Regions from separate parts of the Mus musculus genome. Here region 2 is linked to region 1. A link is a loop called in an ENCODE intact Hi-C map of the cell type or tissue named here. Cell type or tissue: left cerebral cortex. All regions are shown on one strand.

Evidence for each region. Hi-C counts contacts between places; a loop is a spot of excess contacts. Peaks named below come from ENCODE experiments on the same cell type or tissue, not always from the same donor. Only the 100,000 strongest peaks of a DNase experiment are listed, where the experiment ranks them.
Region 2: it touches region 1 in a loop (4-fold over the local background); 16 of 42 quality-filtered maps call a loop at or near these places.

Annotation. Positions count from the first base shown.
Region 1 is chr17:79,109,651-79,112,150 of GRCm38, reverse strand. No RefSeq gene overlaps it. Among named protein-coding and RNA genes, the nearest start is that of Qpct, 59 kb to the right of the region's middle. In left cerebral cortex, a CTCF peak has its summit at 1,128; a DNase peak (open chromatin) is centred at 1,075.
Region 2 is chr17:79,834,915-79,837,414 of GRCm38, reverse strand. No RefSeq gene overlaps it. Among named protein-coding and RNA genes, the nearest start is that of Atl2, 60 kb to the left of the region's middle. In left cerebral cortex, no CTCF peak of the experiment used is centred here; a DNase peak (open chromatin) is centred at 1,525.

The sequences.
Region 1 (2,500 bases):
AGATAAGTGTGCTTGCGCCTGGAGATAGGGCTCAGCAGTTAAGATCATTGTATGGGCTTCCAGAGGTCCTGAGTTCAATTCCCAGCAACCACACAGGGGCTCACAGCTATCTATAATATGATCTGATGCTCTCTTCTGGTATGCAGGTGTACATACAGATAGAAAAATATATTTTTTCTTTTTTTAAAAGGTAAATGTCCGGATCTGAATTCTGCTTCAGCATAGCATGCGCTCATCAAATTTCTCATCGTTGTGACAAAACACCATAAAGAAACATCTTAAGGGAGAAAAAACATGTTGAACTCCAGTTGCCAGAGGTGTTGGTTCTCCGTGGCACAGCGAAGGCGTGGTAAAAGCTGAGTAGACACACCTTGGCAGTCCAGGAAAGCCAGCAGTAGCTTGGCTTGCTATTTCTTTCCTCTTCTTATTCCATCTGGGCCTTCAGACCGTGGGACAATGTCACCCACACTCAGGTTCATCATTCCCTCTCCACTAAGCCATCCTGAAAATGTCCTTACAGATACATTAAGACGTGTGCCTCGGTCTCCCCGGTGACTCTCAATCTAAACACATCAACAACAGCGATTAACCATCTCAATACTTGTACCATGTTAACAAGTTAACCTCTCCAAGACTCAGTTTCCTTATTTAGAAAGGAGGCTGTCTAAAATAGATATCTCTATAAGGTTATCAATTTTTAATTATAGGATGCTTCAAGAATACACTCATTAGGCAAAAGCGAATGTCTTTCCCCTCTCCTTGTGCGTGTGTGCGTGTGTGCGTGTGTGAGTGTGTGTGTGTGTGTGTGTGTGTGTGTGTGTGTATGATGCATGTGTACACATTCCTAGAGAGCCTTGCAGGCTGTGCTGACTGACTGTATTTCTCTCAGTAGCAGGTCAGCACCACATAGGCTGCTGGGTTGGATACAATCAGCAACACATAGAAAAGAAAAATAGCCAAGCCCTCGGGCACTCGGGGTTGTGACCCTTGGGAGAGACTTCAAATTTTATATTTGAACTCTATTGACTTACTAACAATGCATTCTCCCACAGCCCTTCAAAGATGATCCTGAAAATAAATGGATAAAGAGCTGCAAGAAGAAACATGAGGCAAAGTCGACACCTACTGGCAGCCTGAGGTTCATGCAGAAAGCAGTCATCCCGGAGTTCAGTTGCCCTAAACCCAGATGAACCCTGAATGCGAATTGTCACCCTTTTATGTGTGAAGTCTACTGTCAAGGAAACAGAGATCTGGACAAAGGTTTATATGCAAAACTTCATCAGGTATTGTTTATTTATGAAAGTAAAATATTAGAAATACTGAGGGAGATTAAAATAAATACACTCTGATTTATTCCTGCAATGGACTACCATGGAGCCATTAAAAACTGTTTTCAAATCATTTATTAACATACAATGTTCTTTAAAATAATTCAAGAAAGGATATTATATGTGCAAAGTATGGATAGGATAATGATTGACAGTAAAATTTATATGAATAGGAAAAGATTATATATATATTCTATGTATACACACATATACACATATATATACATATACATATGTATATATTCATATATATTCATTCATAGGAAGAAATCTAAGAAGGCCAAGAGCTCAGAGTCCGAGTGCTTGTCTGGCATGTACAAGGCCTGAGTCCAATGCATATCTCTGCAAAAGGAAAAGAAAAGAGGGAATGGAGGGAGAGAAATATTACTGTTTTCTTATTTCTATACCTCTATACTTTTCAAACTTACTGTAATAACTGCATTGCTTTAGAAAATATTAAAGAGCAATAAATAAGAACTTTTCAGCCGGGCGTGGTGGCGCATGCCTTTAATCCCAGCACTCGGGAGGCAGAGGCAGGCAGATTTCTGAGTTCGAGGCCAGCCTGGTCTACAAAGTGAGTTCCAGGACAGCCAGGGGTATACAGAGAAACCCTGTCTCGAAAAACCAAAAAAACAAAAAAACAAAAACAAAAAAACAAAAAAACAAAAAAAAACCAACAAAACAAAACTTTGTGAAGCAATCATTTCAATGACTTTAAAAAAAAAAAAGAATAGTAGCTATAAAAAACGAAGGAGCGGTGGTGTTAAAGATCCGAGGTGGACTACTGGAGCTCCGCCTCGGGAGCTGCCTCAGAGGGGCCAAACAAAAGCGGAGTCTGGTCCTCATGGCCGTGCTAACTGCATCTTGACTTCCTAATTTAGCAGACAAAGTTAGAAAGTAAGGGCAGCAGGAGCAGACACGCAAGGCAGCATCAGTATTGCTCCTAGGAAGCCCGCCCAGAGGATGTTCTCAGATGCTAGTGGCAGCCTATTGGTATCACCTGTGTGGAGGGTTTTCTTCTGTCCTTGGCTGTGCGTAAAAAGTCTGCTCACCAGAGTAGATTAATCCAACTCTGTCTCTTCGGTGAATGTCTGACTCATTTCTCCCCCGGAGTATTTCAAGGTCCTGGCTCTTACACACACCAGCAAGTCACTACACTCCTCTGATCTTTA
Region 2 (2,500 bases), 730 kb before region 1:
AGGTAGTGACAGCTGTGACCAGCAGTAGACGGCAGGCACACAGAAACTCTCTGCACTGTATCAGCAGCCTTCCTGCAAATCTCAAATTATTCCGAAAGAAAAAAATCTCATCAAGGACAAAAAGTCCCTTCTGTGCCCAAGATAACCTTTGGCTGTTATGCTTTCAAAAGCAAGATAGGTTCCCAGCATCAAAACAAATGGTGTCCTTCCTGCTGGGGCCTTGGAAGCATCAATCAGACAGCGATGATCGTTAGGGTCATTTCCTTTGGAGCAGATGGTGTCAAAGACTCCTAAAGTGGGACCATAAGCACGTGGCTCTTCTTGCAACTGTCCGGTTCAAACTGTTGTCTTCTCTCCTGTCAATGAGGAGTGTGTGGTGCCCTCTTTCCACTCGGACTGCACCACAGCGACTGGGAAGGATTCAGAATTCAGAGGCAGAGGGTTGGGGAGATGGTTCAGTTGGTAACGTATTTGCCTTACAAGTTGAAGACTTGAATTTGGATCTCCAGAATCCAAAGTTTTTATTATTTTTATTTTTTAAAACATGTATGGAGCACACCTGTGATCCAAATACTGTGATATAGGAAGCAGAGACAGGGGGAATCTCCAGGATTAAGAGCCAACTAGCCTGGCCCATGTCGAGTTCCAGGCCACTGAGAGACAAAAGGTGGAGGGCACCTGAGGACTGGCACCATAGGTTGTCACACCATGAACAAATACATTCCACATATGGATACTCCTCACCCCTCCTGCATACACACACACACACACACACACACACACACACACACACACACACAAACACACCACACACATACACACACATACACACACATACACACACAGACACACACAGACACACACATACACACACACACATACACACACACACATACACATACACACACACACATACACACACATACACACACATACACACACACATACACACACACACACATCACTTGACCTAGACACAGTCTGAAGGCTGACATTTTGCTTAAAGTTATTTGGATTGACCTGCTAAGCTGTGGCTTTGGGTTTGTGTGATGAGATTCAAAAGTCCTTGCCCCCCCCCCCCCCAAACATTCTCAGTGTCAAGAAAATTGATGTCCCCTCCAACTCCACAGGAATGATATCACTCTGAAGAATTCCCAGGCAATTATCCCTCCTTGCAAGGAAACAGCCTCTCCTTTCAGGGCCCAATCAAACAACCACAAATCAAAGATTGTTGGATATGTTCCACTAATAGCACAGAAAGCCATTAGCTGGAGTCATCTGAAAAGGGAAATGGCTTAGATATTTGTGGTCTCACAGGAAAAGCTTCTGTAATGTCAGATGGCTGTTACCAAGTGGCTCAGTGGAGTCGAGCATCACATCTCTCAGAGAGAGACGTTATTTATTTATTACCCACACAACGAACAGACTTTCCCTTGCTCACTTGCTTAAGGCTCAGAGTCCTCTCACGTTGAATTAAACCTAAAAGGAGAAGCAACACACACAAATGCCTGGCTTTCAGTTCTCGTTGTGTGGGAGGAAAGGAAGAAGTCATCTTCTGAGGTTCTCTGTGGACTCTGCAAGATTCTCCCTTCTTCAGTCTTCATTAATGAACTTGGATTCACTGGAAACATTCCACTGGGTTGAGGCCTGGCTTCCAAGACAGCCTCTACTTAAATGAGATCCTGCACCAATAACTGCCATTAATCTAACAGAAGCACCTATTTGGCTGGCGCAGGGGCACTTGTTCCTAGTCTCCTTCTTTGTGATTATTAAGGGTTGCAAACTCCATGACTCCATGGCCTTGGCCAGAGGTGGGCATAGTACCCCACTCCTCTGGTTGCAGTGGTTGGTTTAAGGACAGGACATGTGACAAAATCCTGTCCTGTTAGATGCCTTTCCTCAGTTGGTTTTATGAAGAGCTGGTGATGAAGGCATCTTATGCGGGGGAGTGGAGAGGATGGGGGTCAAGGGCTGCTAGAGGCTGCTGTCAGTCACAGGAAGAAAACCTGTTTGAAGAGAATGTCAAAGGAGTCAGAGAAAGAAGTGTCCTTGTGGCATGGAGACCTAGGTTTAGGTACTGAGTGTGTGTATGTATATATGCATGTGAATGTGTGTGACTGTGTGTATCTGAGTATATGTGTGTGTGTGTGTGTGTGAGTGTATGTGTATGGGTGTGTGAGTGAGTGTGAGTATGTTGGTGTGTGTGAGTGTGTATGTGAGTGTGTGATTGTGATTGAGTGTATGAGTGTGTGTGACTGCGTGAGAATGTATATGAGTGTGTGTGAATGTGTATGTGTGTATGTGAGTGTGTGTGAGTGTCTAAATGTGTGTGTATGAGAGACTGTGTGAGTATGTGAGTGAATATGTGTGTGATTATGTTGGTGTGTGCAAATGTGTGTGAGTGTGTATGTATGTTGGTGTAACTGTATGTATATTTTTTGTGTGTGCAACTGTGTGAGTGTGTATATGTGTGTGAGTGTGTATGATTGTGTGACTAAGT